Regions from separate parts of the Homo sapiens genome. Here regions 1 and 3 are each linked to region 2. A link is a loop called in an ENCODE intact Hi-C map of the cell type or tissue named here. Cell type or tissue: Caco-2. All regions are shown on one strand. Region 1 has its middle 52 kb from the start of GOLGA6L2. Region 2 holds the start of LOC124903576 (a long non-coding RNA gene). Region 3 has its middle 98 kb from the start of PWRN4.

Region 1 (8,000 bases), 130 kb before region 2:
TACCCAAAAGCATGGAAATCCATATATCCAAGAGGTATCTGTACTCCCATGTTTGTTGCAGCACTGTTCACAATAGCCAAAGTTTGGAAGCAACCTAGTCTGTCAACAGATGAATGAATGGATGAAGAAAATAAGGTACGTATATACAATGGAATACTATTCAGCCATAAAAAAGAACTAGATCCTGTCATTTGCAACAACATGGATGGAACCGCAGGTCATCATATTAAGTGAAATAAGGCAGGCACAGAAAGACAAAAATTTGCATGTTCTCACTCATTTGTGGGATCTAAAAATCAAAACAATTGAATTCATGGAGATAGAGAGTAGAAAGATGGTTACCAGAGGCTGGGAAGGGAAGTGGGGGTAGGGTGGGAGGGAGGTGGGGACGGTTAATGGGTACAAAAAATAAAAAGAATAAGACCTAGTATTTGATAGCACAACAGGGTGACTATAGTCAATAATAATTTAATTGTACATTTTAAAATAACTAAAAGCATAATTGGATTGTTAGTAACACAAAGAATAAACACTTGAGGGGAAGGACACCCCATTTTACATGATGTGGTTAATACATATTGCATGCCTGTATCAAAACATGTCATGTACTTCATAAATATACACACCTACTATGTACCCACAAAAATTAAAATTAAAAATTGAAGGCCAGGCACGGTGGCTCATGCCTGTAATCCCAGCAATTTGGGAGGCCAAGGCAGGCAGATCACGAGGTCAGGAGATCAAGACCATCCTGGCTAACACGGTGAAACCCCGTCTATACTAAAAATAATAAAAAAAAAAATTAGCCAGGCTTGGTGGCGGGTGCCTGTAGTCCCAGCTATTCGGGAGGCTGAGGCAGGAGAATGACGTGGACCCAGGAGGCAGAGCTTGCAGTGAGCCAAGATCACGCCACTGCACTCCAGCCTGGGTGACAGAGCAAGACTCTGTCTCAAAAAAAAATAAAATAAAATAGAAAGAAAGCACCATAGGCCTTTCTTTCATAATGGTGGTCAGTTGCCAGATGCAAGAATCCATCCCTGAATACAATCATTCAGGCAGCTTCTGGACAGGGTTTGAGCATGGCTGCAGCCAGCAGCCCCTGTGCCACAAGTGAGATGCCCGCTCGGGACTGTTGTTCCTTTGCAGTCACGGTTATTACCAAACCAAACTGAGATCCACTGCCCACGACAGTAAGGCTAAATGTCCACACTGAGGTTTGCAGCAGGAAAAGAGGAGGATGTTTATTTACAAGGAACCAAGCAAGAAGACTCAGGCAGGTCTTGCTTAAGTTCTGAACTCTCTAATTGCTCGCAAGTGAAGGATTTTAAAGGTAGGGGTAAATTTCAGGAAAGCAGAAGTAAAAGGTGAAAATCATAAATCAACATATGGATGTTACACATTGGTTTGGCCTAAAAGGGTGAGATATCTTGAAGTGGGGGCTTACAGGTCGTAGGTAGATTCAAAGATGTTCTGATTTGCAATTGGTTAAGAAAGAGATACTTTGTTTAAAAACTTGGAGTCAGCAGAACAGAAGGTTAGCTCTAACTCCTGGGTATGACTTCCTTCAGGCCTCTCAGGAAGAAATTTAGAAAAAAGAATGGCAGTCACAGTTTAGTCCTCAATTCTCCCTTGATTGAGGTCTATATGCCAGTGGAGCAATTTGGTGGAAATTTGGGTTTCTGAAAAACAATAACAAATGTTAAGATGTTACCTTAGTTTCCATAGGGGATTCCAACTTCTTTGGATATTGTTTTAAGCTATAATTACCTTATTGCTTATCAAGTCGCTTATATACGTCTCAGGGCTACCATGAAAGAACTGAAGATTTTCCTTTATTTTCATGCTTGAGGCAACCCACAGGCCCCTAAGAGGAGTCCAAGCTCCATCTTATATACCAGGATCATTGTCTAGCAAAAAGTGAGCTCAGAAAACATGTTAGAATTCCTAATATCAAAGGAAGAAACAATAAATATCCCATTGCATATTTGTTAGTGCCTTAGGAGGGGAGCCCATGGGCATTGTTGGGGAAGCTAAGTGTCCAAGGAAAAGTAATCTCCAGTGCAGGAAGTGAAGTCATCTCCAATGGTGAAGTATTGGTTTGGGGCAATGTTCTCTGAAGCTAAGTCATCTCCAGCAGTGAATTCCTGGACTAGGCAGACCACTGTCATCTGGGATGTGAGACTGGGGTATCCTTCCCAAGTTGGATAACCACTAGGGTTGATGTGAATCATGTTTTTGTTCCTCTATTGTATTATAACAAGGCTGAGCCACTTGTGGAATTTGAAGGCAATGTTGTGCCTGGGAATTTGACTTGCAAATATTCTTAAGGTCAAGGGGCTTTGTGGGTGCACGGCTAGCTAAGGTAATGTCTGCGTCTAACATGCTGCTGTAACTGTACCAAAGTGCTGGAACTTGATTGGCACAATTAACACTATAATTAGTAGCGTCTAAATCTGAATCTCCCAATAGTCCAAGGTTTTTCTCAGATGGGTGATAAGAAACATTTTACTACAAATAGGTTTTAAATCACACAGCTTGATTTGAGTGTATGTTGTTAATAAGGTGGCAGGTTTTTTTGCCAATTAAAATCTTGAGGCTGAGGTTGGATATCCATCATTAGATTGTAGGCAGGTCCTCCAATTTAGTCACTTAGTATGAATCCTTTTCCCCAGTTGCTGGTTTGTTGGTGATAGGCAAGTGGATGAGGTTTGGGGCTGTATTAGCAATACTTGATGGCTTGTGGACCACAGCATTTGCTATGTCTGTTTGAAACAATGACTTACTTGGAGGGTTTGGAGTACCAGATTGCAAACCAGTGAAAGCACCCAAATCAATAGTAATAAAACCAATTGTCAACAAAATAGTGTGCAGCAACACTTGACACTTTTGTTATCTAATGATGATTATTTTTCTAGCATATATAATTACCAGGGCAGGAATATGCAAACCTACCCTCAGAGGCTGAGGGAGCTGAGGCCAAAGAAAGAGGTTGACAAATCCAGTTTCTTAGAAAGAAACATTTAATATGAACAGAAGCTATGTTTCAGGTGGCCACGAGAGGGTGAATCTTCACACTCGCCCTCTAGAAAGTATTCTTTATATAGCAAGCCTTCTTTGGGTAAAACATATGCAACTGGTTATGTCTGAGACCCTTTAGTGAAACTGGTGATTACTGGGGAGGTTAGATAAGCATCTTTATGAAGGGTTAGCTATGCTGCTGGCATTGTTTCTTTATGAGGGATTAGTTATGCTGCAGGCATTGTTTCTGTATGAGGAGTTAGCTATGCTGCAGGCATTGTTTCTTTATGAGGAGTTAGCTACGCTGCAGGCATTGTTTCTTTATGAAAAATTAGCTATGCTGCAGGCATTGTTTCTATATGAGGAATTAGCTATGCTGCAGGCATTGTTTCTTTATGAGGAATTAGCTATGCTGCAGGCATTGTTTCTATATGAGGAATTAGCTATAATGCAGGCATTGTTTCTATATGAGGAGTTAGCTATGCTGCAGGCATTCTTCCTATATAAGGAATTAGCTATGCTGCAGGCATTGTTTCTATATGAGGAATTAGCTATGCTGCAGGCATTGTTTCTATATAAGGAGTTAGCTATGCTGCAGGCATTGTTTCTTTATGAGGAATTAGCTATGCTGTAGGCATTGTTTCTATTTTAGGGGTTAGCTATGCTGCAGGCATTGTTTCTATATGAGGAATTAGCTATGCTGCAGGCATTGTTTCTTTATGAGGGGTTAGCTATGCTACAGGCATTGTTTCTTGACCTTGCTGCTGGAATGCCTTGGTATGCTGTAGTGAAACATCAGTCCTTATGGCAGTTTTGCTTCAAGATGGCATTACTCTTGCCATGCAACAGGCTGTTTTCCTACAATAATTTTGGAATATAGTGTTTATTCTTTTACTATCTGAATGTCAGTTTAAGTTACTAAGTGGAGTTTTCTATCTTTCATTCTACCATTTTTGGGACTGGCTTTTGGGCAGTAATTTTAATTTCTGAGTGTAATCAGAGGACGAGCTCAGATAAATTTTCCATCCCTTATAAAATGAATATTGAGGAAGATTTTGGGGAGTAAGTTTAGGTTCAAGTGAGTTCCATGTCAGATGAACAGGTGCCTGACTTGTGAAACAATCTGATTAGCAAAAGTACCTAAGAAAGTGGTATCCTCAATCTGGGATCCGTTTGAATCTCCCTTTAAATATAGACAATTGTGATTGGAAGATTTTTTAAAGTTGCTATAAGTCAGTTCTGCATCTTTAACTTAAGAGAGATTAAGGTCTGGGGCAAGATAGAGGCCATTTAGGAATTCATTTATTATTTTTTAACTTAAGTAGGAGTCATTGAAGAGCCCACAAGACTTCTCAATTAATCCAGCTTCCTGGGGCCTAATGGGAAAATATAATTTCATTGAATGTTGTTTCTAAGAGCCCACCATTGTATCTGAGAGTAAAATGTGTACCTTGGAGCTACAGACTAAGTGTTTGTGTCCTTCCAAAATTCGTGTGTTGAAATCCTAACCCCAAATGGGATGGTATTGGGAGGCGGAATCTTTAATAGATGATGACAGCAGAGCCATCACAAATGGAATTAATGTGCTTATAAAAGAGTCCCCAGAGAGCAAGCCTGACCCTTCTGCCATATGAGGACTCAATAATATAGTACCACCCATGGATGGGAAAATTAACCCTCACTGGACACAAACTTGCTGGCACCTTGATTTTGGACTTCCCAGCCTTCAGAAGGTGAAAAATACATTTCTTTTGTTCATAAACTATTCAGGCTATTGTATTTTGTTAGAAAATCCCCCAAAGACTAAGACAGAATATTGGTTCCAAGAAGTTAGGGTGTTGCTGTAATAAATAATGGAAATGTGGTAGCAGCTTTGAAACTGGGTAATGACTACGAGCTGGAATAGTTTTGAGGTGCATGCTAGCAAGCACCTATGTTTCCACGAGTGGCCTTAAATGATTAATTCCAGTGAGGGCTCAGAAGGAGAGGAGGAGAGCTGCAGAGAAAGGGTAAATCTTCTTTGAGAATGCCAAGATGGCCATAAACCCAATGTTCATAGAAATGTGGGTGATAAAAGCCATTTTGAGGAGGTTTCAGACAGAAATGAGAAACATGTAATTGGAAATTGGGGGAAAGACAATTCTCATTATAAAGTGACAAAAAAATTGGATGAACTGTGTTCATATTCTAGTGTTTGATGGAAGGTAGAACTTTTGAGAAAATGAATGGATATTTTACTCAGGAAATTTCTAAGCCAAGTGTTGAAGGTGGAGCTTGGCTTTTCTTGAAGGCTTATAGTAAAATTCAAGAAGAGAGAAATAGCCCAAAATGTTATTGTTAATCAAAAGGGAAGCAGATCTTAAAATTTTTGATTCTCAGCCTATCCACATTGGAAAAAAATAAGAAAGCTGGCCAGGTGTGGTGGCTCACATCTATAATTTCAGCACTTTTGGAGGCCAAAGTGAGAGGATCATTTGAGGCCAGGAGTTCAAGATCAGCCTGGTCAACAGAGCAAGACTCTCTCTCTACAAAAAATTTTAAAATAATTAAAAAATTTAGTCAGGCATGGCAGCACACACCTGTAGTCCCAGATATTTGGGAGCCTAAGGCAGGAGGAATAGTTGAGCCCAGGGGTTCCAGACTGCAGTGAGCTATGATTGCACCATTGTACCCTAGCCTGGGCAACAGAGAAAGACCCTGTCTAGAAGAAGAAGGAGAAGGAGAAGGAGAAGGAGTCATCCTCCTTTTAGGGAGAGAACAAGGGCATGGTCAAGTGACCATCTGATAAGGAGACTGCTATGGATTGGGAATCTAACACAAGACAAGGGCTGTTTCTCAAAACAATGACAGAATAACCAGGAAGGAATTTTGGAGATTATGGAATCTGTCTCTCTCATTACAGGCTTATGTAAGGACCTGGAGGGAAGAATGATTTCAAAGCTCTGCTCCCTGAATTTGAGCACAGTTGTCCTGGGCCACACCGGCTGTGGCTCCAGAGGGCCCAGGTGCAGCATAGGCCATGGTGGTCTCCCCTCCACACAGCATAGATGATAAACCTTGGCAGGGTACATGTGGTGCCATCTCCAAAGAAGCACAAAATGCATAAACCATGGGGGTGTGTCTACTCCCACATAGATTTTGAAGAATGAAGCCAGGGAGACCCTCAGGCTCAAGACTCAAGCAGCGAGCTACCGTAAGGTTGTGGCCAACACAGAGAGTCGCCACTAGGGTTATACCTAGCAAAGCCATGGGGCCCCTCCTCCAAAATTCATATGTTGAAATACTAATTCCCAATGTTGTAGTATTAGGAGGTAGAGTCTCTGGGAGGTGATTAGGCAGAACTCTCATGAATAGTATTAATGCCCTAATAAACAGACTCCAGAGAGCTAGCTCACCCTTCTATCATATAAGGACACAACAGAAAGGCACCATGTATGCATCAATGGGCCCTCACCAGATATCAAATATACCAGCACCTAAATCTTGGACTCTCCAGCCACTGGAACTGTGAGAAGTAAATATCTATTCTTTATAAAGTACTCAGTCTTTACTATTTTGTTATGGCAGCCTGAATGGACTAAGATACCTGTTTCCGGAGAAAGCTGGATTTAGTTAAGATCTTTCCTGCAAAGATTGTGTGTGATGAGGAAGGTTTTGAGGTACCACACAGTAGTCCAGAAGGGCCTATAGTATCCCTTTGGGGGTGAAGCCAAACTGAGGCTGAGAAGTTTTTGAAATAGATACTGAACAATACATATTAGCCACTTCCATAATAGGAAAATATTTATTGGTTGCCAACTGAATAGAATCAGAAATGTAAATACATAGGGTGATGGGCACCCCCCACCAGGTTACTTAAGGGTGTAGGTCTTCTGCTTGGCCCTTGAAGGCCAAGTGGTGAGCCAAGGCAATGGTTTCCAGCTGAGGAACAGGTGTTTCTGGGAACCCAAACATCCTGGAGTGCACAGGTAACCTACCAAGAAAAAATAATCCATTGCATGCAGTAGGCAATGAGCCAAAAAATTAGCTTAAAAGCAGCTTAGAAATGTCTGGTAGGGAAGGTCTCTGGAGTTTTCCTGTTGCTGCCCAGGAATGTCCTGTATGTAAGTCCTAAAAGCCTCATGTACTCATCAAGCTGGACTTGTCCAACTTATTATTTGGTCACTTAGCTCCTTCCCAGGTTGTGGGGGCATTCTTCTAAATATTCCTGTTTTATTCTCATAACAAAATAATTTTGGGTATTGAATATGGGAGCCTTAACAAATGGGACCATAGCATTTTAGCTGTAGCAGTCTACTATGAGGCAATCTTCATTCTTCCCAGGTTTAAGAATTGGCAAAATTGGGCTGTTAAAATGGAGAAGCAATGGGAATGATCATTCCTTTACTAATTTTCTTTTATATAAGAGATTTTAATCCTTGAAAAGTCTGTTTTTAGTTATATTTATCTTTATAAACTATTTTAACCTGGGGCACATGGGGTCCTGTTTTATCAATCCAATTTGTAAATGCCAAATAATTGCTTTAAGTTTAATTTGTTATTCATTGTGTTGGAACATAATTTAGAACAATGGGTATTCTGATTGGGAAATTTAGGAAAAGATATAACGTGAAACATACCTATTTTTCTCTATTTTATATTTAGCTACTCTCATAAAATGATTAGGGCATCTTGTTTAAATCTAGTGGGATCCCCAGGTGTAACTCTAATTTGAGCTCCAGTATTAAAGTCATGAAGTTTTGTCAACTGCTATATTTAAGCCAATACTAAATTTAATTCAGGAATTATGTTGTAGAGGTATGAAAGCCAATCAGTGCACTTTTATCTCTGTTATATAAATTATTTTAGTACATTTTGGATTTCCAATTGGGTTAAATTACAAAACTTTGTTTCATCATCAGCATCATCATCAATGCATTATCTTAGGAGTATCAGTAGTATTTCTTCCCCTTATATAAATACTTTTTCTTTCTTTCTTTCTC
Region 2 (8,000 bases):
GTGTTCATAATAGCCTCTGAGGACTTTTTGTATTTCTTTGGGATTAGTAGTAATGTCCTCTTTGTCATTTCTTATTGTGTTTATTCGGATCTTTTTACTTTCTTTGTCTAGCTAGCAGTCTACCAATCTTATTTATTATTTTAACGAACATGCTTTTGGTTTCTTTGATATGTTTTACATGGTTTTTCTCATCTACATTTCATTCAGGTCAGCTCTGATTTGGGTTATTTATTTTCTTCTGTTACCCTTGTCATCAGTTCGCTCTTGCTTTTCTAGTTCCTTTAGGTGTGATTTTAGTTTGTTAATTTGAGGTATTTCTAACTTTTACATGTAGTCATTTAATGCTGTAAACTTTCCTCTTCACACTGTTTAGCTGTGTCCCAGATATTCTGGTATGTTGTATCTGTGTTTTCATTAGTTTCAAAAAATGTCTTGATTTTTGCCATAATTTTATTGTTTACCCAAATTCAGTAGTAGATTTTTTAATTTCCATGTAATCGTGTGATTTTGAGAGATCTTCTTGGTATTGATTTCTATTTTTACCGTACTGTGTCTGACCATGTGGTTGGGATGATTTCATTTATTTTGAATTTGTTGCGAATTGCTTTGTGGCTGAGTGTGTGAGTGATTATAGAGTGTATATGCCATGGGCAGCTGAGAAAAATGTATATTCTGTTGTTGTTATGTTAGGTCTATTTGGCCAAGTGTCGAGTTTTAGGTCCTGAATAACTTTGTGAGTTTTCTGCTTCTATAATCTATCTAATACTGTCAGTGGGGCGTTGACATCTCCCATTATTATTGTATGGATATCTAATTGTCTTCTCAGGTCTCTAACAAAATGTTTTTTTAATCTGGATGTTCCAGTGTTGGTTGCATATATATTTAGGACAATTAAATCTTCTCATTGAATTGAACTCTTTATTATTATGTAATGCCCTTCTTTGTGTTTCATGATCATTGCTGTTTTAAAGACTGTTTTATCTGAAAGAAGAATAGCAACCCTGCCCCTTTTTTGTTTTCCATTTGCTTTATAGATTTTTCTTCATGCTGAATCAGAGTCTACTTTCTATAAGAGTCATTCTAAACTGACTGTGACTAGGTGCTTATTCTGCTATCATCTCCCACTGTATTCAAATAACTCACCCTTGGTCCTAGAATTATCTACAAGTGTCCAGAATCATTGGATACAAACAAGGAAGGACAGATAAGCATAAGATGCTCAATGGCTGATGGGTTGACTTCTCCCAAGAGAAAGTTCCAGGAGAAACAGACCTGAGCACTGAGTCAGGATCCTGCTATAAAAATGATTTGTGCTGTAAAAGAACATCCATTTGTATCCTACCATCAACCTCAGCTTTAACCTCACCTCTCGAGATCAAATTTTATCCATTCCGTTCTTTCTTCCATCAGCATGTTCTCTTCACCTCTTAGGACCATTTTAAAACTAACTCTGTAAGTGTGAAACAGAATATTTCTTTTCACTGTCTTTTCCGTTATCAAGTTTTACTCTTTGGAGTCAGAGTTCTGGTTGCTCCTTCAAAGTAGGTGACTCATGTCTGCAAGTGGTCTGACCCTCAGAGTACACATGGGAAGAGGGAGAGGAAAAATGTGAAACACCCAGATAAATATTTCAACGTATCATCAAGCCACATGTCCTTTCTTGGTTCAGTATTGAAATGTACAGAAACATACTTCTTATTTCAGGGACTCCATTTCTATCCCATCTTACCTGAAAAGGTGGCAACTAAAATTCTATCCCATGTATTTGCTCTTCTGGAATACTAATTCCCACTTGCTTCACAGACACATCATCAAGTACCAGCAAGATTCCGTAATTCCTGTGAGTCCATAACGGTAATGTGCCTCCTTTTCGTTTCCAAACGAGAATTCTCATTATGGTTATTTTTTGCTTCCCCCTATTGGCTGTTTGAAACATAACTTATCTTTTTAGTTCCTGGGTCCCTGACCTTGACAAACCACGGCAGAACTTGGTGGAGAAGGCTGAGTATAATTCTGAAATCCTGAACTTTGAGCTGGATTCAATACGTAGGTGAATTTTGGATTGTCTCCTCTAGGGAGAGTGTGTTCAACATTTAAAAGGAAGTGTAAAGTGGATATTTGATAAACACAAGGGCTACCATGGCAGAGGAGAACGCTGTGATCGCATCAAATCCTGTTTTCTCTTGGGCACACAGCTGCCCCACATATACCATCCCTAGCTGCAGTTAGTTGAGGTCATGTGACTGAATTCCAACTAATATAGGTAGAAATAAAGTACTCCACTCCCAAATACAGTTTATAAAAATCTCTGACATAATCCTCCACACTCTTTTACTTTCTCTGACAGGTGAACGGCATGGATTCTGAGAACCAGGAAGAGAGCCAAGTCATAAAAGGATCGGTGCCCGAGTGAGTCCTTGAATGGTTCATGGAACAGAACTTCTCAGTCTTCACTCCCCTTTACCCATACTGAAGTTTACATGATTAATATAATGTAATATATAACTAAGCCACTGAGATTTGCGAGTTTCTTTGATTGCAGCTGGTGTTTAATTTCTGAGTAACTAAGAAGGAATACATTTTTGAGGACATGGTATTTGGTCTGCAACCACCCATGGTTTTAGAGAAGAAGCAACCCATGTAGGTATGTGGGCACCAATTATTCCAGTTAGACAAACAACACACCCAAAGCCCAAAGTCTGGGAGAATGTGTTTAAGAAACAACACACAACGACGACAAAAAATAATATAGCTGGTTTCTAGTGAATGGAGAGGAGAGTGGTAGGAAATGAAGTTTAAGAGGAGTGTGGAGACCAGATCCCACAGGACTGTGTAAACAGTGAAAAGGAGTTCACATTTCATTATAATTGTGATGAAACCTCATTGGAAAATTTTAAGCAGAGAAAATCCATGATCTTACTATGATACACAGGTCTTTAAAAGATTGAGTTACTCTTTGTTGAATGAATTTTAAGAATCCAGAGAGGATGACAAGGGACCAGTTAGGAGATAATAATCTTCCAGGCAAGACATGTTAGTGACTTAAACAAGATTTATTACAATGGAAAGAGGAAAAATTGATATATCCCACTGAATCATTCAATTAATCAGGTCTAAAAAATATGGATTATACATTTATGTAATAATTATATTAAGATCTGTTGTGAGTCACTTAGGATAATGGCAAAAATATTAAAGGGAATATTAGGGAAAGTTATAGGAAATAATCACAAATCTTTTGAAAGGCCAAAAGCTTAAATAGCTTGTAATAATTGAACAGGCTAAAGGCAGCCGGTTCTTACCTTAGAGCACTAGGTCATAGGGTAAATACTAGGAACAATAGAGGATTCCCCAGTTACTTCTGTTTACCCTACCTCCATTAACTAATCTTTAAGCCAAATGGCCCTCTGGGTGGTTGTGGGTGGGGGTAGGGGCGGGGAGGTCAACTAGGGAAATTGCCCCCTAATGGTATTTACTTTAAACCGTAGTACCTAAGTTTTAATCATTTGTAAAACTACTTTCTTAACCATGTTAATTATCCTCAAGTGTGTTTACTCAAAGCTTCTGTTGTTCATTGTATACTAAATAAATGCCTGAAGTGCAAGCTGCTCAGGACCAGCCGCAGTGACAAACCTCTCCTGGTGTGCAGGCAGTCGGACGCTCAGCTGGACTGGCGAAACAAAGTATCTGTATGTCAATGTACGTTTTATTCATCCGTCTTTTGGGTCAGGGTCTGCGGGCAAACCCCCGCAGCTAATGCCCTCTGGTAAGACGCCATACCTCAACTGGTGCCCCGTGTAAGGTGCAATACCACAAAGATACAATACAATTGTTACATTAGCAAAACATATGGGTCATGAATTATGTTATGTTCAGGACAGTTGTAGACAGTCTGCAGGGAGGTCTAGTTTTAGCTTTTTTAGACTTAGTGTAAATTTAGTGAAGCCTGTAGTTGTTCACAGTAACAGAAAATACAAAAAACTGTTGGTTGATCTAGTGGCCACTAGATGGCCCGATAAACTCTACTTCATAGACCTCGGAGCTAGACACTGAAGTGACTGCAGTTTGTTGCTGAAAACTATATAGTGTAAAAAGCCTTTGTTGTTGTTATTGTGAATGGAAAATAATTATCAACATTATACAAATTAAACAGGTTCATATCGGAGAGGCTCTGCTATAGAGTCCTACAAAATGGAATTGAATATAATTTCTCTGATATAGAAAAACACTCATTTTAGAATGAAAAATAGTGATATGCATGTGTGTAAAATGTGTAATCTTAGTCTCAGGCTTCAGTTTCGTAATTTTAGATCACTTCCCTCTTTTTCATGAGAAAAGCTCCTAGACACTCCTATTTGGGAATTGTATAAATAGTGAATAATATAATGAAGAAAAAAGTCTAAAACAAGGACTTGCTGTACACTATCTACAGGTGTCTTGAACATGTTATATAAGGTATTCTTTTGCTTATTTATGAGTTTGGTTATTTGTTTTTATTTGCTGAATTGTAAGAGTTCTTTGTGTATTTTGGATACAGGTCCTTTATCAGATATGTGACGTGCAAATATATCCTCCAAGGTTGAAGCTTGTTTCTTCATTCCCTCAAGAGTTAATTTCACAGAGGGAAACATAATTTTAATAAAGTCCAATTTATCAATTTTTTTGTGGGTTGTATTTTTTATCATATCTAAAAATTTGTCAACAAACTCAAAGCCATGAAAATTTATCCCATATTTTCCTCTAAGAGTTTTGTACTTTTGCATTTTATATTTAGTTCTATAATCCACTTTGAGTCACTTTTTGTGTAAGATGTGAGATCTGTGTCAAAGTTCACTTTTTGAATACGGACATCCAATTTTTCCACCATCATTTGTTAAAAAAGTATTCTTTCACCACTGAATTGCCTTTGCACCTTTGCCACAAATCCATTGACAATATTTGTGTTCATTCATTAATGAGTTTTCTATTCTACTCCATTGATCTATGTGGCTACTCTTTCACCAATGTCATGCGGTCTTGATTTTAGAGGGAAAGCATTCTTTCTCTAGTCATTTAGAATAAAATTAGCTGCAAACTTTTCATATAAACCCTTTATTAGGTTAAGGAAGATCCCTGCTATTTCTAGTTTTCAAGACTGTATATCATGAATGGGTGTTGAATTTTGTTGAATATATCTTCTACATCTATTGACATGATCATATTTTTTCTTATTTATACTGTTAATAGGATAAATTATATACATCAGTATTTATAAATGTTGAATCAGCCTTGCCTTCCTGGAATGAACCCCATTTGGTCACATTATATTGTTCCTCTTATATATTGCTGGATATGATTTGTTAAAATATGTTAGGGAGATTTGTGTCTCAATTAATCAGAGGTATTTCTCCATAGTCTCCTTTTTTGGTAATGTCTTTATCTGGTTTTGGTTAATGCTAGCTTCATAAATGAATCAGGTAGTGTTCATATGAATATGCTAGCTTCATAAAATGAGTTAAGCAGTATTCCAACCTCAAACTTTCCAGAAAAAAAAGTGTTAATTTGTACTATTTCTTTTTAAAAATTTGGTAGAGGCTGGGTTGTGGTGGCTCACGCCTGTAATCCCAGCACTTTGGGAGGCCGAGGTGGGTGGATCACGAGGTCAGGAGATCGAGACCATCCTGGCTAACACAGTGAAACCCCGTCTCTAATAAAAATAAATACAAAAAATTAGCCGGGCATGGTGGCAGGCGCCTGTAGTCCCAGCTACTCGGGAGGCTGAGGCAGAAGAATGGCATGAACCCGGGAGGCGGAGCTTGCAGTGAGCCGAGATCGCGCCACTGCACTCCAGCCTGGGCGACACAGAGAGACTCCATCTCAAAAAAATATATATATATATTTGGTAGAATTCACCAGTGAAAGCATCGGGGGCTGGTGTTTTAGGTAGCTATTTCTCCTTGAGTGAGTTTTGGCAGTTGGTGTCTTTCAAAGAATTGCCTCATTTCATCTAGGTCATCAAGTTTATGACACAAGAAGGCTGGAGTGACGCTGGACTGGGTGCACTTCCCTCCCCCAAGATGGGATGAGATTTCGGTATTCCTGTCTAAAGCGAGCTCTTAGGGCTTCCTCCAGCCTAGGGTGCCCAGTGGCTTTTTCTCTGTGTCTTACATGCTGTATCTCCCTGGAGTAACCTTCTCTCTGGATTTCAGGGTGGCAGGTTGCCCTGTAACCTTAGTTCCCTGATGGGTTTAAAAAAAATCCTGTGTGCATGCTTACACCTGCTGCAACCATGAAGCCTCTGAGTCCCAAATACCATGTAAGAAAACAAGGGCTGAAAGTAAATAGTGATTCAGAAGTGAATCAAGTTTCATTGTAATTTATGGTCGTTGGTTATTGTAATATGTTTCTGCACGGTATTTTGCATTCAAAAAATTTCTATTTGAGTAAAATTGACTAGGGAGATGAGGTATTCCATCTCATGTTTGTCTTGAGGTTACTTGGAGCCTCCCCAGCACCCACCTGACCTGGGGACTCTACCAAAAGTCAAAGAAGCGGTGCTGGTGCATGAAACCAGGAATCTATGGCTACTTGGAGGAGAAACACGTAACTTGTTGCCCAAATCAGACTGCGGAATGCTTGGGATCAATTCAGATGCTTGTAGCTATAAGTAAAATACAACCCAACTAAAATTACTTTTTAAATGCCCTACAGGTAGGCCATTCCAGGATTTCTTGATACAGTGGCTCAACCGGATCACTGAAGCCATGGGTGGTTTCTGCCTTTGTTCCTGAGATTTTTGGTGATGTTTCTTTCACGACTGTGTGCTTACTAGGGCAGTTCCCGGAATCCCATGCAGATATTAGAGCGTCAGTGCTGAAGACAAACTATTTTCAAATCTCTCTCTCTTTTTTTTTTAGTGGAGTCTCGCTCTGTCACCCAGGCTGGAGTGTAGTGGCTGGCACAATCTCGGCTCGCTGCAACCTCCGCCTTTCAGGTTCAAGCGATTTTCCTGCCTCAGCCTCCCCAGTAGCTGAGGTTATAGGCATCTGCTACCACGCTTGGAAAATTTTTTGTATTTTTAGTAGAGACGAGATTTCACCATGTTGGCCAGACTGGTCTCGAACTCCTGACTTGACTTCAGGTGATCTGCCCATCTCGGCCTCCCAAAGTGCTGGGATTACAGGCGTGAGCCACCATGCCTGGCCGTCTCTTTTTAAAACAATGCTTTTATTATGGAGGAAAATATCCACAAACCCTTCCGACTAGATTTTGCCACATGTGCATGAATGGAGGGTGATACTTGAATTTATTATGATTAAGCTGACCCTGGATGAAGGAAGGGATTTATGATTAATGAATAAATTGGAGAGTAAACATCCTTACAAATCAAGTCTCTATCAGCAAAGAAGGAGACTGGATCAAGTGGGAAGAGTGGAAATGGGAAGCAATAGAGAATGCTACACACACTTAATGCTTTTTTTTTTTTTTTTTTTGAGACAGAGTCTTGCTCTATTGCCCAGACGGGAGTACAGCGGCGTGTGGCGCCATCTCAGCTCACTGCAACCTCCGTTTACTGGGTTCCAGTGATTCTCCTGCCTCAGCCTCTCAAGTAGCTGGGTGTACAGGCGCTTGTCACCACACTGGGCTAATTTTTGTACTTTTAGTAGAGACAAGGTTTCGCCATGTTGACCAGGCTGGTCTCGAACTCCTGACCTCAAGTGGTCCACCTGCCTCGGCCTCCCAAAGTGCTGGGATTACAGGCGTGAGCCACCAAGCCTGGCCAATGCATTACTCATTAATGGGGTATGGGGAAGGATGGAGTTGGATTCTGCCTAAATGATAAAAAAGTTTGGTCTCCTAACATAAAATTGACAAGCATGGGTGTCTGAGTACCAGCAAAATAAATTTTAAAATTGTTTATCCAATATCTGCATGGAATATTTTTCCCCAATACACTCTCTACCGATGATCACGCTGTTTCCAATTCAATTGTGAATTGGAGAATAGGAGGTTGGATAAAG
Region 3 (8,000 bases), 250 kb after region 2:
ATTAAAATGTTAAAGCATTTTCATTGCTTTAACAGTATCACCACACTGTCACTTCTGTGTTGTTTTTGAGAGGTGAAATCAGCTGGGCTTCTGGGTCCGGTGGGGACTTGGGGGACTTTTCTGTCTAGCTGAAGGATTGTAAACACACCAATCAGCGCTCTGTGTCTAGCTAAAGGTTTGTAAACACACCAATCAGCACTCTGTTAAAACACACCAATCAGCACTCTGTGTCTAGCTAAAGGTTTGTAAACAGACCAATTAGCACTCTGTAAAAACGGACCAATCAGCACTCTGTAAAATGGACCAATCAGCGCTCTGTAAAATAGACCAATCAGCAGGACGTGAGCAGGGACAAACAAGGGAATAAGAGTTGGCCGGGAGAGGCAGCAGAGGCAACCTGCTGGAGTTCTCTTCCAGGTTGTGAAAGCTTTGTTCTTTCACTCTTCACAATAAATCTTGCTGCTGCTCATTGTTTGGGTCTGCACTACCTTTACCAGCTGTAACACTGACTGTGAAGGTCTGTGGCTTCACTCCTGAAGTCAGCAAGACCACAAACCCACCAGGAGGAAGAAACAACTCCGGATGCGCCACCTTTAAGAGCTGTAACACTCACTGCGAACGTCTGTGGCTTCACTCCTGAAGTCAAACGAGATCATGAGCCCACCGTAAGGAATAAACTCTAGACACATCTGAACATCTGAAGGAACAAACTCTGGACATACCATTTTTAAGAGCTGTAACACTCACCATGAGGGTCTGCAGCTTCATTCTTGAAGTCAGTGAGACCAAGAACCTACCGGAAGGAACCACTTCCAGACACATTTTCATTGAGAAATCTGATGTTATCCTGATTTGTATTCTTTTCTTTTCCTTTTTTGAGATGGAGTCTAGCTCTGTCGCCCAGGCTGGAGTGCAGTGGCGCGATGTCGGCTCACTGCAAGCTCCGCCTCCCGGGTTCCCGCCATTCTCCTGCCTCAGCCTTCCTAGTAGCTGGGATTACAGGCGCCCGCCAACAGGCCCGGTTAATTTTTTGTATTTTTAGTAGAGATGGGGTTTCACCATATTATCCAGGATGATCTCGATCTCCTGACCTCGTGATTTACCCGCCTGGGCCTGCCAAAGTGCTGGGATTGCAGGCGTGAGCCACCGGGCTCGCCTGGCCTGATTTCTATTCTTTTCTACCAACATGCCTTTCTTCTGTCTAGGTGCTTTCTTTATCATTGTTTTGGAGCCACTTGGTCATGAAGTGCTTTTTAAATAGATATATTCATGTTTTTTGTGTTTGGGAACTCACTGAGTTTTTGAATGTGTGGGTTTATTACTTTGTATAAATTTGGACTCCAGTTACACATATGTGAGGCTGCTGGAAGCTATACTACAGCTCACTGATACTGTTTTCATTCATGTTTATTATGTTTGTCTCTTTTATTTTAGATGGGTTCCATTGCCATATCTTCAAGCTTACTAATCTTTTCTTCTGGAAGTCTAATCTGCAGTTAATACCATTCCCTGTACTTTTAAAACATCACTGACATTATAGTTTTCCTCCCTAGAAGTTTTATCTGGGTCTTCTTTATTTTCACCTCATCTCTATTAACTTTTCAACGTATAGAGTGCAGTGACAAAAACTATGTATGAAAAACACTAACTTTTAATGTTATATAACTGCTGTGTCACTTCTGGGCCGGTTTCAAATAATTAAATTATCTATGCATTCTGGGTGATATTTTTATATTTCTTTGCATGCCCAATATTTATTCGATGCCAGCTATTGTGAATTTTAGCTTGTTGGGTACTGTAAATTTTTGTATTTCAATAAATACGCTTGACTATTCTGAGACATTTTTTGGGAACAGTTTCATTCTTTGCAATCTTGCCTCTTATGTTTGCTACTTGGACCCAGATACTGTATTTAATGTAGGACCAATTATTCTCTACTTCTGAGAGAAGACCCATCTGTGTCTTCTTTCCAATGTCCTATGAATCCTGAAGTTTACCAATTTGGCTGATGTAGTTTAAGAAAAGAAATTGTTTCCAACCTTGTGTGTGAGGCACCTCTAATCAAATTAGGTGATTCTTTGCCCAGCCGCAGTTAATTTCTTAACTCAGATGCGCTGCAGGAACTTTTGCCAATCTCTAGAGTTTTTTCTGTGACTAGACCTGTCTTCTTCAGACCTGTTCTAGAAAATAGAGCCACCTTGTTCTTTCAGACTTCAGATTCTTCATCTCAAATAAAAAAGTTTTCCAAGATCTTTGCCACTGGAAAATTTTTGGAATCATTAAACTGGGGGCATTACTAGGACAAAGGTCATTGTTTCAAATCTTTCACGTGTCACTGCACCGACCTTCAATATTTGATATACACTGTCTTGCAAACCATTGATTTACATATGTACCCATTTTTTATATGTTTACATGTGGTAAGACATTCAAACCATAATGATTTATCCACAACATTGTGATTCATTCATCTGGCGATTATTCAATTATTATTGTATCACTGGCTGTATGCTCCTAGTTGGCAAAATTAAGGTGAAGAAGGAACACTGTGAATCAAATTCACAGGGAAAACAGACAAGTGAACTGGCATTTGTAATGTGAAAGGGAAAGTGAGAACTTTTCTACTCACGATGTCTGTAGGAGCCTCCATGGGTTCATTCACTGTGTGCCACTGAATGAAAGATTTAACATGCATCTAAAATAAAAGATAAATATGACAGTCAAAATGTGACACAGTAAATAGCTTTATTTTATACTTATTTAAGAGTCCCTGTGGAATTATTAGAGTATACATTATATTCACATAAAAATGAAAACAACATGAAAATTCATTTGCCAATGAATTTTAAAGTATATTGATAGTCCTATTCTGATTTTGAATCAGAATTTGATTTAAAGAATGGATAACTGCAGTACATTTTGCAATAGCAAAGACATGGAATTAACCTAGATTCCCATCAATGGTGGACTAGATAATGAAAATGTGCCACATATATACACAGAATACTATGCAGCCATAAAAAATGAAATCATGTCATTTGCAGCAATATGGATGCACCTGGAGGACATTATCCTAAGTGAGTTAACACAATAAAACAAAACCAAATACTACATGTTCTAACTTAAGAGTGAGGAATAAACACTGAGTACACATGAACCCAAAGAGGGGAACAATAGACCCTAGGGTTTGCTTGAGCGTGGAGGGTGAGGACTAAAAATGCTACCTATTGGGTACTATGTGCACTAACTGGGTGACAAAATCCTTTGTATATCAAGCCCCAGTGACACACAGCTTACTCATATAACGAATCTGCACATGGACACTGTGAATCTAAAATAAAAGTTGGAAGAAAATAAAAAAGAAGCCAGAACATGGGAAAATAAAAAGTGCCAGAATTGAAATAAAATAAAATAAACAAATAATGGATATCTTAATCTCTCCTTTTGTGGAATGAAGAGTGGGGATAAAGAAATCATTTTTAATAAAGAAGGCTGCACCATTGTTTGTGTGATTTACACCTCTCCCTCCATTCTACCAGTGTTGATGCAGGTGGCCCTACCAGAAGGAGACAGAAGAAAATTCCAGAAAAGTTTCATCCAAGTGCAGATAATGAAAACCATGTCCTGACTCACACTAGCCAAAAAGCAAATGTGGTAAAAATTCAAAAACATGCATAATAAAATTAGTGAAATAGGGTAAATAATAAAGATTTGGAAATATTTATGAAGGGACCTATATTAATAGATATGAATCCAGAGAAGATGATTTTACATGCTCTAAGAGGGTAACATTGTCCTGCAGGACAGAAGAGGAGCAGATGAGGTAGAAGCAGCCTAACCCATGAGAGGGGCCCTGCAGTGGATTGAGGATGGAGAGGCTGGAGAAGAGGCTGAGGGGAAGTCAGGGCTCCCATCCTGGCCTGAGAACAGAAGGGAGCAAAACCAAAACAAAACAGAAACATGCTTATTGTCTAGTGCAAACCCTCTTCATATTAACATCCTTTGAGTTTATTGGGAAGTAGACAAGAATACAGGTGAGGATTTGGAGAGATTTATTAGTTCATTTGTGAAGTTAAATATAAAGAATCTTCTGTGTTGCTCTTTGTCCACTACATGTGTGGGGCTTACAGGGAAGGAGCATAGAAAAAGTTTTAAAATTATCTGATGTTTAAGTCCAGCGAGGATTTAGGAAACTTACAGACACCAAACTGTAGGTGGAAGAACTGCCCTTGCAAACTCAGGGGACAGGCATCAGACCTGGACTGGGATGGACAAGGGAGGTCTCCAGGAGGAGGAGCATTGGAGGAGATTCTGGAGAGTGAGAAGCAGTGAGTCCAGCCAGCAGGGGAGGGAAAGAGACGAGGAAACAATGTGTCCATGGCACAGGCCAGGGCATGAGAAGAGGGCAGTGGATTGGAAGGACCGCTGGGATGAGTAATACCTGAGGAGGTAGGAGCAGGAAGCGCTGACCAAGGAGGGACTGGGCAGGGAAGGGAGGGCTGCTCCCTGAGGACTGCATTCTGTGGGGAGGGATTTGAATATCTAGTTCTGGTTTCCTAAAATGGTTCCCCAGCGCACGAGGTCTGCTTGGAGGAAGACAGAATGAGTCAAGATGGTCCCTGGGCATTATCAGGAGGGGTTGGGTCTAGAGAGGAACGAGGGTGGAGAGAGAGGACCCAAGGCTCCCGGAAAGGGAGGCTCGGGTGCTTAGATGGTCTTGTTCCCGTTTCTCCATCGTTTAGAACCTGCACCACACGTCTAGCACTGGCCTCCGTCCCTTGGTCACTTTGCAGGTGTAGGTAGGATCCCCGCAGAACTTTAGAGCGGCGGTCTCATTCCGCCCCCTAGCGTCCATCCATCAGAAGCTGAGCGCAGCCTCACCGGAAGCTGTGGATGAAACCGGTGCCCAGCTGCGCAGAGTAAAGCGCCTGGCGCCAGGACGCAGGAGAGGCGTGTAGGAGATGCGCCAGATGCGGCGGCGGGCGAACCTTCACGGGACGTTTCTTAGCGCAGGTTCACCTGTGTCTGCGTTTCCTCCAACATGCTCTTTGATATTCTCATACAAATCTCATGATTTTCTCCTGTGTCTCAGAGCGTAACAAGTATTTTGATGTCTTGTCACCTGTGCTCGTTTTCATTATATATGTAGCAATGGTTGCTTACTTAAGTTTCTTACTGGTGGGTTATTCATAAAGTATTTCCCAGCTGAGTAAAAAATGAAATTATCTACTTTAATAAGCCTTTGGTTGATCATTTCTGAAGATTACTGTCTACTTATTTCACGAGGGTATCACCCCTGCATGCCTTAAGCAAAGATTCTATTTGGGGTTGTGTTTTCCTTCTTAAATTCGGATACTTCTGTGTTCTGGAAAGTGTTACGTAATTAATATTCATTTGAAAAATTCAGTTGGCATATCTGTTACTTTGCTTTTACTATCTTTGCAGTCTCATATGTTTTCTTCTGCTTACTTTGTATTTAATTTGTTCTTCTTTTCTAGGATCCTAAGATGGAAACTTAGATTATTGTTTTAGATTTTTTCTTTTTCAATATATGTGAAGTATATCTTATATCTTTTAATTTAATTTATACGTATCTTTTTAAAATTAAAAGTGGGTGTCTTGTAGACAACAACACATAGTTTTTTAATTTGCCGTTTGTGTCTTTTAATTGGTGCACTTAGACCAGAGACGTTCATAGTGATTGTTGATACAATTGCATTAATACCAACCATATTTCTTACTGTTTTATATTTGCTGTTCTTGTTCTTTGTTTATATTTTTGTATTCTACTCTTTCTGCATTGTGTGATTTCAATTGAATATTTTATATTCCATTCTTATCCTTTATTAGCATATCAGCAATAAACTTTTTAAAGTAATTTCTCTAGAGAATAAAAGCTTTTATTTTTCCTTGTGTGAATTGATTCAACAGATAAGAGCTGGTTGAAAACAATAATAGCAACAATTGACTTTTTTATGTATGTTTATATATATGCTCCAATATAGGTGACATGAATGAATAATGATACAAGCTACAGGACAGAGGATTTAGGATTGTTCTCTTATTATAAGATACTCACAATACTTGTGAAATAATGTAGTTTTATTTGTAAATGTATATTGCAACTTCTGGGGCAGGCTATTAGACCAAGGGCCTCAGCGCCTTGCTGGCTGTTGGCCTAAGGCTGCATTCAGTTCTTCTCATGTTGGTTTATCCCACATAGCGGAATGCTCCTCCAAAGCCATAAAGAGAAAGAGTTTGCCAGGAAGAAAGAAATCACAGACTTATGTAAGATCATCACCCAAGTCACATCGCGTCAGTCTTTTGGTATTCTGTTGTTTATAAGTCACGGTTCTTGACCACACGCACTGGGAGGGGATTAGAATACAAGGTTGTGTACACCAAGAGGTGGGCATCATTGGGCAGCATGTTAGGTTCTATCTGCCACATCAGGTCTTTTCCAGTCTGCAACAGTTTCTCAGTCTTCACTTAAATTTTTATCACTTTACCCTTTTGAAAAGGGTAAAGTAGTCAGGTGTTTTTGTTTTTGTTTTGTTGAGATGGAGTCTCGCTCTGTCGCCCAGGCTGGAGTACATTGGCGCAATCTTGGCTCACTGCAACCTCCGCACCCCAGGTTCACACCATTCTCCTGCCTCAGCCTCCGGAGTAGCTGGGATTACAGGCGCCCACCACCACACCCGGCTAATTTTTTGTATGTTTTTTAGTAGAGACGTGGTTTCACCATGCTATCCAAGATGATCTCGATCTCCTGGCCTCGTGATCCACCTGCCTCAGCCTCCCAAAGTGCTGGGATTACAGGCGTGAGCCTTGTTTTTGTTTTGCAAAATATCCTACAATATGGGTTTGTTTGGTTTCTCAAAATTAAATTAGGAATACGGATTTAGATACATTTAAGTTTGAAGGCAATAATCAGTTAATTTAGAAATAAAAATTTAGAAAAATAAGAATTAGGGCATGAGAGAATTTAAAATAATAATTACCTGCAGTGAGTAAGAAAGGGGCTGGAATTGGGGAGATGCACTCAGCAGGCATCAGGAATATTAATAATGTCCTGTACAGTAAGCTCAGCAGTGACTTAAAAAACACATAACTTTGTTTTTATTTTAGAAGAGTTTTAGTTTCAGAACAGTTGTGAAGACAGTACAAAGCACTAACATTTTCCACAGTTTCTATTATTTTCTTGCATTACTGTGGAACATTTGTCACAATGAAGCGATAGAATATTCACTAACATCCACACATTATTTGAATACTTTTAGTTTTCACTTAATGCCCATTTTTTATTCCAGGATCCCATTTTTTTTTTTTCTTTTGAGACGGAGTCTCCCTGTGTCACCCAGGCTGGAGTGCAATGGCGCGATCTCAACTCACTGCAAGCTCCGCCTCCTGGGTTCATGCCATTCTCCTGCCCCAGCTTCCTAAGTACCTGGGACTGCAAGCGCCTGCAACACCACTCAGCTAATTTTTTGTGTTTTTAGTGGAAAGGGGGGTCTCACGGTATTCGCCAGGATGGTCTCAATTCCCTCACCTCATGATCCGCCCGCCGCAGCCTCCCAAAGTGCTGGTAGTTAACCCCACAGCACCGAGCCCAGCATGCCACGCTAGAAGCTACATTACATTTGATAATTACGTAGCATTTCTCCTTAAGCTCCCTTTAATTTTTTCCTGTGACAGTTCCGCAACAATTCCTTATTTTACTGTCCCTCCTTGGGGATGGACCCAGCCTTTTTCTCAGTGTCCACACTGGATTTGGATAGTTAGGAAAAAAAATATCATGGAGAACGACCGTCCCTCATGGGTCCAGAATTTATTCCTTCCAGTGGGTTCTTGGTCTCACTGACTTCAAGAATGAAACCACTGACCCTTATCCTGAGTGTTACAGCTCTTAAAGATGGTGTGTCTGGAGTTTCTCCATTCCGTGGGTTTGTGGTCTTGCTGATTTCAAGAGTGAAGCCACAAACCTTTGCAGCAAGTATTAC

Evidence for each region. Peaks named below come from ENCODE experiments on the same cell type or tissue, not always from the same donor. Only the 100,000 strongest peaks of a DNase experiment are listed, where the experiment ranks them.
Region 1: it touches region 2 in a loop (5-fold over the local background); 6 of 110 quality-filtered maps call a loop at or near these places.
Region 3: a loop joins it to region 2, with 6 times the contacts of the local background. A loop is called at or near these places in 2 of 110 quality-filtered maps.

The regions. Positions count from the first base shown.
Region 1 is chr15:23,494,801-23,502,800 of GRCh38, forward strand. No RefSeq gene overlaps it. Among named protein-coding and RNA genes, the nearest start is that of GOLGA6L2, 52 kb to the left of the region's middle. In Caco-2, a CTCF peak has its summit at 3,022 (motif pointing right); no DNase peak of the experiment used is centred here.
Region 2 is chr15:23,625,419-23,633,418 of GRCh38, forward strand. It overlaps LOC124903576 (a long non-coding RNA gene), which reads left to right and starts at 2,208. Exons shown (of 2, transcript XR_007064789.1): 1 at 2,208-3,699; 2 at 4,538-4,657. RefSeq lists an enhancer at 3,375-3,896. In Caco-2, a CTCF peak has its summit at 3,848; no DNase peak of the experiment used is centred here; H3K4me3 peaks cover 305 bases.
Region 3 is chr15:23,873,276-23,881,275 of GRCh38, forward strand. No RefSeq gene overlaps it. Among named protein-coding and RNA genes, the nearest start is that of PWRN4, 98 kb to the right of the region's middle. In Caco-2, a CTCF peak has its summit at 4,851 (motif pointing left); a DNase peak (open chromatin) is centred at 4,856.